2 separate regions of the Homo sapiens genome follow, and region 2 is linked to region 1. Evidence: chromatin contacts called from ENCODE Hi-C or POLR2A ChIA-PET data. All regions are on one chromosome and are shown on one strand. Each heading gives the region's core, a stretch centred on a gene start or an enhancer-like site at or near the end of the contact. The rest is flanking DNA. Distances are from core to core; before and after follow the strand shown.

Region 1 (5,441 bases), core at 1,824-4,323:
GGTGGACTGAGTGGGAGGTGTTTGGGTGTTGGGGGCAGATCCCTCATGAATGTCCTGGTGCTGTCCTCACAGTAAAGTGAGTTCTCACTCTATGAGTTCACATGAGATCTGGCTGTTTAAAAGAGCCTGAGTTTAAAAGAGAGAGCCTCCTCCCTCTCTCTTGCTCCCTCTCTTCATGCGATAGGCCTGCTCCCCCTTTGCCTTCCACCAGGATTGTAAGCTTCCTGAGGTCCTCTCACCAGAACCAGATACCAGCACCACACTTCCTGTACAGCCTGCAAAACTGTGAGCCAAAATAAACCTCTTTTCTTTGTAAATTACCCAGTATCAGGTATTCCTTTATAGCAATGCAAACGGACGAATGCAGAAAGAAAGGGTCTTCATTTCCTAACTTCAGAAACTACAGTCTTTGTAGTTTCCTTTGTAGTACCTTTGTAAAGACAAAGGTCTTTAAACAGTTTAGTGCTTAGTGTTCTCATTAAAGTATAATGTTATATAATGAACGTGGGCTGATAAATTATTGATGCATTGAAAGGCAACATTTCATTGAAAAAAATTCAAACTCAATCTCAGTTTAGAATCTTCCAAGTGAATGAGGACTTCTAACTCTGTTCAGGTCAAATGTAGCCCTCTCAGAGAAACTGACTGACCATGCTGTCTGAAGTTAACAGCTTCCGTTAATTTTGATTCTCTTACCCCATTTTCTTTTTCTTCATAGCACTGTCCGACATTGTATTATATATCTATTTATTTATTATCAGTTTTCTGTCTCCTTACTAGTGTGTAAGCTTCATTAGAGCAGACTTTGTTTTGATTATCAGTATATCTCCTGTGCATATGACAGTGCCTGACACTTATCACCATTACATAATGATTTATTGAGTAAATAAATTGAGTAATTTAATGATTAAATGGTTTGTTTCCATGTTCATGTTCCATCCAGACACATAGGCAGGTATTGTGGCTTATCTCTGAATTCCTTGGTACTGGCTGGTTGGTACCATAGACCCTTGCAAACAATGAATAAATAAATTACCCTGATCCATCAGTGTGCCTGGATAGAAAAGACATGTAGGAATGCTGCACCCCAGGATGTGCTATTAATACACTTATACACCACGGAATACTATGCAGCCATAAAAAAAAGAATGAGTTCATGTCTTTTGCAGGGACATGGATGAAGCCGGAAGCCATCATTCTCAGCAAAATAACACAGAACAAAAAACCAAACACCACATATTCTCATTGAGTATGTGGGAGTTGTTCAACTGTGGGAGTTGAACAATGAGAACACATGGACACAGGGAGGGAAACATCACACACCGGGGCCTGTCAGGGGGTGGAGGGCAAGGGGAGGGAGAACATTAGGACAAATAACTAATGCATGCAGGGCTTAAAACCTAGATGACGGGTTGGAAGGTGCAGCAAGCCACCATGGCACATGTATACCTATGTAACAAACCTGCACGTTCTGCACATGTATCCCAGAACTTAAATAATAATTAAAAAATACACTTAAATTTATTTTTAAACAAGATTGTTCTCTTGAGGTTAACTTATTACTACTTTGAGTTGTCAGGAGTGATTGCAAATTTCTTGGGAATCCCTAAGTCACCAAGAATAAAGACCACTTGTAATAGCTAAGGCATATTCAACAATAAAATTCTAGAGATTCAGGATATTTGATGTTTGCTTATAACATTTCACTTTTGAGCTTTTATTCGTTTAATAAATGTTTTATCATCTATGCTCAATAACATTTTAAAGTGTCCATTCAAATCATTTCATTGGGCAAAACAATGTTCCTTCCCTAATTTCCCTCATCAGAATAGCCATTTTGTCTCTGTGCTCAGCCTATACCACCAATTACTGTTTATTTCCTGTCCTTGTAATAAGCAACATAGTTATTTATACATGCCCATTTCTCCCACAGCACATAAGCTTTTTAAGGTTGGGAACCATGTCTTTGTCATTATTGTAACATCTCTTTCCATTCCCGGTGTTCAGTACGATGTGTTAAACGAAGTAGACACTCAAAACTTTTTAAAATTTATTTTTATTTATATAATGAGTCTTTTTTAAAAAAACCACCTACACTATTTTAAATTCATTTGAACTTTGTCCAGTATCCTATGTACATTTGAAGTTTAACTACCGGAAAAGTCTTTTGAAGGCAGATCGAATCATGTTATTTTTTTCCCTTAAAAATCCCTCATTTCTGTCATGTATTCCCCATATTATTTATGTAATAGGTAAAGTGGCCCAGTTTGCCACTTTGAAGTTGCTGAGCTGGTATCACAAGTCAGTCCCCTCTGTTTTAATCTCTGTTTAAGGAAAGTCACTCTGAAACGACAGATCTTTTGGTTCCTTATTTCTGCTTTCCTCCGTCCTCTTCTGCCTGTGAAGCCACCCTCCTCTGCTCAGCTCTGTTTCAGGAAATCGGAGCTGCTCGATTCATGTGTAGCAAATCAAAGCCAATTAGATCTGCGTTAACCTTGGTTTTCAACAACTTGTATCGTGAAAAGGTTTCTGTCCATGTTTACCCTCATCTTGTCACCATTTAGACCCCTACATACACCGGCTCGCGGAGCCTCCAGCCATTCAGCGCTAGAAAATCGGGGGGACTACGTCTTAAAACCTTGAGCACCTGTTTGGGAACATCTGCACCTCCTCCCTTGAGGGAGAAAACGACCCAGACATTCGCGTCAAAGGAAGTGTCGTCTATTTCCCTCAACGCAGGGCACCCGTTCTAGGAATGTTTGTATAAACACCGTAAACCTGCCTGGTACCACCATGAATGACACAAGAGCTAGTTTAAAAAGAAAGCAAAGAAACAAACGCAAAACCCGAAACCGCATCCTCCACCGCAAAGGTACTCGGATGGGGCGCCCGCCCTCCCCTTAGTCAGAGGACAAAGGGGGCGTGGCCGAGCGCGCGGCGCCCACGTGACCGCGGAGAGCTGCGCGCAGGCCCTTCGCGCGATCTGCCGTCATATCAGCTTATGGCGCCGGTCGCTGATTGGCTGGCCGCTCCAGCCTCCCGGCCCGCTTGCTGGCTGCCCAGCTGCTAGGACAGTTTGCAGAGCAGTGGCGTGCGGAGCGGCGGCGGACCACCTCCAGGTGGGGACGGTGGGTGGGCGGGGAAGGAAGCGGAATACACCTGAGCGGGCTGGGCCGGGGGGCGATGGAATAAAAGAAGATGGAGAGACTTCAGCGCCTGGGACTCGGGTGGGCGAGGCGGAAGGTGTCCTCGCAGCACGGCTTTTCTCCGCGCCGCGGTTGGTTAGCGAGTGCCCTCTGGGTGCTAGGCGTTGGGCGGATGGTAGGATCGCGGTAGCATACGGATCCGAGTCCTGCGCCGAGTGAGAGGAGAGGCTGGCAGGTAGCCTGGCATCCCGAAGACTGGCGGCGAGGGCTGGGCCGGGGGACCTCGGGGCCTGGAGGGCTGCGCCACCTGGGAGTCCGGGCGGAGGGGCCTTCCGCTCGCGCTGGGAGGGATCGCGGGGCCGATAGGGAGGCCTGGACTTGAAGGAGCCGACCGTGGACGGGCTTAAAGAAAATGCAGTGTTTGATGTTGGGTGTTGCAGATCTCTTACTCAAGGGAATTCTGGTCTGGCTGCTGAACACGAATGCTTTACTTTTCCCTTCGTTCTGGGAGGGTTTTTTTCTTTTAAAGGCCAGAAGAATCAGGCTGAAGAACTGGTCGGTATCAGAACTCCTGACCATTGCAAGCCTCTGTTGCTGCGGCGTAATTAGAATGAAGGGACAGCAATCTGGGGCTGAGGAGACTGAAAGGAAAAGGGAAATAATCTGTTCCTTTTGCATCATAAAAGGAAAAATAATGTATACTGACATCCCTGTGTTACAGCAGAGTAGATTTGGAGGTGGTGTAAGTGAAGAAAACAAGACCTCAGTACATAGAGTTTCCAAACTGGAAAGTTTGTGGCAGCTCGGTACTTTTAGAGGAAACCCTCTGGAAGTTATTTGTCTTTATATCACTATCATTTTTTAAAGTTTCTAATGATTGATACCTAGTAAATAATAACTGATCCTTGATCATTTACAGAGTGCTTTTCCATTCGTTATGTAATGTAATTAATTAGCATGGGGTGGTACTCAGAATCCCTCATCTGCATATAAAACATCTTGAGAGATAACATAACGTGGTAGCAAAGAGAAAGGTTGTGGAATGTACATCCCAGCTGGTTTTTTCTGTTATTGTTGCTTGCTACTGAACAAGTTATTTAAATACTCTGACCTCAGTTTCCCTATCTATAAAGTGGGGAGCATAGAAGTACCTATCTCATAGAGGTATAGGGATTAGATGAGGTTATACAAAAATAATACCTGGTTCTCAATAAATATTAGCTATCATTTTCTATACTTTTAAAGTAGGGCAAAAAGATAATGGTAGACTGAGTTGTTCTAAGCCTAATATTGTTATTATAACTGAGTTTTAAGAAGAAGTTTCTTTAATTCTGCAAGGACAAAGTATTTAAGTTTCTGTTTGAAGCAGTGGTACTTAATTTAGGGTCCTTGGGACCCCTAACTTCAGGGCTTATAACCCCTTAAAATTATATGAGCTTGTAGAGGCACTGAACATTTTTAAAAATTCAGGAGTTGACGACTTGAAGTAGTGGTGAAGAGGCTATAGAACTTGGCAGAAGTTCACGTACTTTGCAACTAGATTGTGTGTATTTGAATCCTAGCTCCAGCATTTATTTACTCTTATGACCCTATGCAAGTTACTTAAAATTTCTGTGCCCAGCTTCTTCATCTATAAAATAATACTAGTACCTACCTTTGAGGCTTCTTGAAAGGGAAAATTAGTTAATATATTTAAAATATTTATATTACCTAGTATATATTAAATATTACTATCAACTACTGTCAGTTATTTTTCAAACAAAAATCAAGTGGCACCTATTTTATCTTCTATTGAAGTAATTTTGACGCATTTTTGACGGCCTTAACAGTGATAATCATATAGATGCTATTTTATTGAGTACCTTTCTTGGGTCAAATGTCAAAAGTCTACTTAGTCTCTAAACCTCACAGCAATCAAACATGTTTGTGTTCTTTTTGGTTGCACGATACTATTCTAGGTATTGTATTGAAGTAGGGCCACATGGCACTGTGGGGAACATGTAGATTGGCTCATCAGCTGTTACCAACCTTTAGTGATATAGCAATATCCTTTTCAATTATTAAATGTTTATGTTATCTGATATTACGTAGTACCCTGTCCCTGCTACACCACCTCCCTTGGCAGTCTTCACCCCTATAACTTCAACTACTACCTGTATACTAACCAGGCTCGCTTTTGAACTTCACATTTATATTTACATGTGGCCTATTGCTTATATCTAAGATAGAAGATGAGCCACAGATAATTAGGTTTTAAGATCTACATTGAACCCGTTTTGAACCCCAGATATCTGA
Region 2 (5,441 bases), core at 1,851-4,350, 3.7 Mb after region 1:
ACAGCACCAATAACCACAACCTCTGCATACACTCAGCTCCAAGCAGCCTACTCTCAGACCACCTCTTATCTTAGCACATTCTTTTGAGTATCCTGTTCTAACAAACTTTAGACCACCACAGGAACCTACAACTTCTTGACTCTACCAACTTTTCATAGTCCCTTACCTCCTACTTCTCTCATTGTATAACAAATGACCCTCAAATTTAGCATCTTAATACAACAAACATTATCTCACACAGTTTCTCGTTGGGCGGTCTGGCTCAGGGTCTCTTATGAGGTTGCAGTCAATTGTTGGCTGAGTACAGTCTCTGAAGACTTGATTAGGGCTGGAGGGTCTACTTCCAAGTTCTTTCACAGGGCAGCTGGCAGAATGTTTCAGTTTCTTGCCATGTGATCCTCTTTATAGAACTGCTAATGATGTACATGGCTTCCCTCAGAACAAGAGATCTGAGAGGGAGGGAGGGAGGGAAGGAGGGAGGGAGAGAGAGTGAGCGAGCCCATGTGAGCATATCTCTTATAACCTAACCTCTGTAGTAATATACCATCCCTTCTGCCATATTCTGTTGGTCATACAGTCCAACCTAGGTACAATGTGGGAGGGGACTACACAAAGGTGTGAACACCAAGAGGTGGGGATCATTAGGGGCCATCTTGGAGGTTGGCTACAATACTATTTTACAGAGAAAACAGAGTAATCAGAAGAGAATTTCCATAAGCTCCTGCCACCACATTACCTAATTATCAGTTTACTGTGTATTCTAACTTTTCTGCTATTATTATAATTAACCATACCTCCTGCTATCTAAGGCCAATCCCTCCACTTGTTCACTAAATTCCATTTCCTCTATGAGGTTTGCACAAAGACAAAATCACCTAACATTTATCAAAATGTATCCCCATCTTTAAGTGACACATGACTGTAGATCCCTAAATTCTCCCATATCTCTCCCGCATCATTAGTTTTCTCCTGTCTATTGGTTAATTTCCATCAATAACAAATATATGCTATGATCTTAAAGAACTCTCCAATGATCCTACCTCTACGTTCAGCCACCTCTTTCGCTGTGTCCCTTCACAACAAAATTCATGGAAAGAATTGTCTAAAATTGCTGTCTCCAATTCCTTCTCCTACTCTTTCTTGCCTAGCCCATCAGGCTTTTGCTCTCCAACTACTCTAAAGACACTGCTCTTTTAAAAGTTATCAATCACTTCCACATGGTCAAATCCAATAGTCAATTTTCAGTCCTTACCTTATTTGATCTGTCAGTAGGATTTAACACAGATTGTCTGCCCTCAATGGAACATTTCTTTTTCACCTGGCTTTCAAGGTATCACACCCTCATAGTTTTCTTCCTTGGTTTACTGATTAATCCTTCTCAATCTCTTAGCATTCTCCTCCTCTTTTTCTCAGCCTCTGTAATACTGACATACCCTGGGGCTGTTTTAGGATTTATTCTTTTATCTGTCTATATTCAACCCCTTGATGACTCCATCCAGTCTCATGGCTTTAAATCTACAGGCTAACGACTCTTAGATTTATATTTGTAGCCCAGAACCCTTCTCTGAGCTCCAGACACTTTTTCTCATACTATCTTCTCGGATGTTGATTAGATAAAACTTTATCTGCCCCAAACTGAACTCCTGATCTTCCCCTTTCCAAATCTACTCCTTCCACCATCTTCACTATCTCAGTAAATAGTAATTTCATCCTGACAGCTGCTCAGGATGAAACCCCTAGTTTTCCTTGACATCTCTCCCTCACACAATCCATATCCAAACCTTCAACAGATCCTGAAAGTTTTGCCTCCCAAATAGATACAGAATCCAACCACTTATCATCATCTCCACCACTACCTCCTTGATCCAAGACATCACAATCCCTTAACTGAATTATTGCAATAGCCACCTAATTGGTCTTCTTTACAGTCTATTCTCACTACAGCATTCGGAATTATTATTTTTTTAATTTTGTCACATTATGGTGTTCCTTTGCTCCAAACCTTGCTCCAGTGGCTCCCCATCTCAACACCTATGGTGGCTTACGATGTTTGATCGGATTGCCTGCTTGACCTACTGTCTCAGCATTCTTCCACTCTCCCTCTGCTCCAGTCACACTATCCTCCTGACTTTTTCTCAACCAGGCAATGCTTCCACCTTGGGGCGTTTATACTTGCTGTTATATCTGGAACATGTTTATAAAGCCTCCGTTGAAGAGCACAGTGGCTTCTTCCATTAACTCATTTAAGTCTTTGCTGAAAAGTATCTCAGTGCAGCTTCTCTGGACGTTCTAATATTTCATCCCTCCAATCCCCACCCTGCCCACCACACTCCCTATCCGCTTTCTTTGCTTTTACTCCACATCACACACATTTACTTACTCATTGTTTATTCGCTTATTTCCCCTCACTCTATTGTGAATTCCCTGAGCAGGGATATTTGTTTCGTTCATAGCTATGTATCTCCGGTGCTTGGAACAGTACTGGTTTATAAAAAGTTAGTAGTAATGTATGTTAATCGAATGAATAAATTATCCTACAGAGATAATTGAGTGTCTCTGGATTACAGCAGAGCTTGCAGCAGAGAGGGAGACCACTCAACAGGCCGTGATGTCCAAATATAATAAGATGTATGAAACAGTACTGTAAAATTAGCTGCACAAAGGATCCGAAAAATTTGTTAGCTTAGTTTGTTTCTCCAGGAAGCCGTGCCAGGCTCGCCTCCCTCTTTCATTCTTTTCCCGTGATTCCCTCTACTGGGACTCCTGACCCTCCTAGTCGCCAGATCACAGGCCCAACGCATCCCTTTCCGGAGGGATTTAGGAAGTCTCGGCGTTGGTCCAGGAACGACAGTCCCACCGCGCCTCACATGGCGCATTACCCAGCGACTCCGCTTACCCACACGTCCCCGCCCCCTCAGCCGGACAGGAAGAGGAAATGACGATACCTCGGGCGCTCGAAACTCCACCTCTCACGCCTTCCCAGCTCCGGGAGGGGACGCGGGCTCCGGAAAGGGCGGGCATAAGGCTACGGATGGGCGGGACGGAGCAGCCCACCGCAAAGTGGCGGTCTACTTGAGGCGGTTACCTTAGTACTCCGAGTAGACTGAGTCTGTGGCGAGCTGCGGGCCGATTCCTGGCCAGTGCCATCTCAGCCGGAGCAGGCCTCGGGGCCTCAGAAGCAGGCTTTTATCTGGCCCGAGGCTCCCAGCCGTTCAGCGCGTCTTCCCATAACCTATACCGATTATTGGGACTCTCGGCTGCAGACACAGGTCCCCGCCCCTCCCTCTTTCTCCGGGTTGCAGCTGTCATTCCTCCCTTCCCGCCTCGCTGCGCCCACAGCTGAGGACAGTCTTCGTTCTCTCATTCCCATCCTTTCTCTTCCCTCTCATCGCCATTTCTTCTAGAAGGCAACTTAAAAACCTTTCTTTGCCTCTTTATTTCTTCCCATTTCTCTTCCCTTCTTTTCTTCCTTTTTCTCTAGAATCCGTGTGTTTCCACTTCATGCCAGGCTTCTGCCTCCAGGGCTTCTCTCCTTTTCACGGGCCTGTGGCTCATGTGTTAGGAGGTTGAACTTTTAATGCAGTCATTTGAAGATTTTAAGCTTTTTCTTTCTCCTAATCAGGAGTCACAGATGCTGGGAAGTATGGCCCGAAAGAAACCTCGAAATACCTCAAGGTTGCCCCTGGCTTTAAACCCCCTGAAGAGCAAGGACGTGTTGGCAGTGCTGGCTGAGAGGAACGAGGCTATAGTACCAGTTGGGGCATGGGTGGAACCTGCCTCACCAGGTAGTTCGGAAATCCCAGCATATGTGAGTGTCAGTTTGATCCAAATATGGTGGGGTTCCCCACCACCCTTTTTATTAGCCTTCTCTAATCCTGGGTGCTTAAAGATGAACAGTCCGAGGATGCTGTTTCTATTCTGCCATAAATAGTTTATGCTCTTGCATTAGGATTATAGAACAAGTATTTGCCAAAACTTGACTGCAGCTTTAGTTGGCATAATCAAATATTTATTACTCACCTACTATAATATATAGAGCATAATCTACATGGAACAGGTTATATAGATATATATCTGTATATCAGTTTACTTCAGACTCTTGATTGCTTGTTATGCCCAAGACATAAGCACTATCTACATCTTCCAGACACTGCAACTTAGTATGGATGATAGTTGGCATACTTCAAGTAACATTAATTGGTTGCTTAAGGTTTATGATAAATTTTGTAATGAGGATTCAGGCAAAATGGAGTAATAGAATAAAGGAGAAAGAGATGAACTCTGATAATCTGAGAAAGTCTAACTAGAAATTCCATGGTTTCTGATAGTCTTTCACCAAACTGTGCCCCTTAGCTATTTGTTCAAATTTAACTTGGCACTTACCACATTGTGTTATAGTAGATTGTTTATATATCTTTTCCTGATGCAGTGTGAGCTCCTTGAGCGTAGAGAACAAATGTCATTTATCATCACATTCCCACTTTTATCTTAAATACTGCCTAATCAATATAGACACTCATGAAGTATTTATGAAAGGCACAAAATGTCTTCTGTATGTGTAGACAAGGTGCTGAACATGGATGAAAAAAGGATGAGATATGTTCCCTCAGTGTACTTGATCTCAGAAGAGAAATGAGATGTGTTTAAATGTTAAAGTAATGCAATATACTATATTCATTTTATTTATGTTTGCACATATGTATGTATATTCATTGATTTATTCCTACCCTGCCTATTTCCAAAAAGGATTTTAAGAGTCTAGGTGGTATCTCTATCTAAGTTCTAAGAATATAATGCTCAATCAAGAAGCTATGACGTTGGGTTGATGTGACCCAGGAAAGTGTAATGAAGAATTTGATCGGAGAAGGGAAGGGAATGATTCTCCTATTAAGGAGAATGAGGAGAGTAAGAAGTAAGCAAGGTTCAGGATTCTAAGGGTAGATTAGATCGATTGGAGTGGAAAGCTTAGTAGGAGAATGGTTGCTGACAGGATTATGGAAAATAGGGATGGTAGAGTACCTTAGGAAATTTTGGAGAAGGGATTGACTTTGTTTAATATTTACAGGTGAATGTCATGATCAACCAGTGTTTTCTTTAGATGAATTGCTTCAAAGGTTTTGAAGGATAGGGAGTGATTGGATCCTGGGGATAAATTAGAATATAATTATAATAATTTAAGCATGGAGTATAGCATCGAAACTTTGTTAGTGGTAAGAAATAGAGAAGAACAGCCTTGAAAAAGGATGATTGAAGTGCTTGAGCCCACGAATTGTAGGCTGCAGTGAACTATGATCATACTACTGCACTCTAGCCTGGGCAATAGAGTGAGACCCCATCTCTGGAAAAAAAAAAGGAGTGGAATGAGAAGGGATGAATGCAGGAAACACCCCACAAGACTTGGTAAGATTTGGTATAAAGATATTTTGGTATTTAAGTTGTTG

Evidence for each region. A loop is a pair of places that touch in the nucleus more often than their neighbours do. ChIA-PET counts read pairs that join two places held with the same protein, here RNA polymerase II (POLR2A). Pooled maps may share reads with other maps.
Region 2: a map of naive thymus-derived CD4-positive, alpha-beta T cell shows a loop between it and region 1 (9-fold over the local background). The contact joins the promoter of CCDC15 here to the promoter of SC5D in region 1. A Hi-C loop is called at or near these places in 1 of 168 maps with a recorded cell type or tissue (naive thymus-derived CD4-positive, alpha-beta T cell) and 6 of 50 pooled maps. POLR2A ChIA-PET finds 5 or more read pairs at or near these places in 1 of 52 experiments (T-cell).

The regions. Positions count from the first base shown.
Region 1 is chr11:121,289,698-121,295,138 of GRCh38, forward strand. It overlaps SC5D (sterol-C5-desaturase), which reads left to right and starts at 3,074. Exons shown (of 5, transcript NM_006918.5): 1 at 3,074-3,119. RefSeq lists an enhancer at 2,816-2,865 and a silencer at 3,036-3,085.
Region 2 is chr11:124,951,102-124,956,542 of GRCh38, forward strand. It overlaps CCDC15 (coiled-coil domain containing 15), which reads left to right and starts at 3,101. Exons shown (of 16, transcript NM_025004.3): 1 at 3,101-3,269; 2 at 3,623-3,808. The coding sequence starts at 3,632. CCDC15-DT (CCDC15 divergent transcript) reads right to left here and starts at 2,890. Exons shown (of 3, transcript XR_948134.3): 1 at 2,381-2,890; 2 at 238-449. RefSeq lists an enhancer at 2,761-3,304.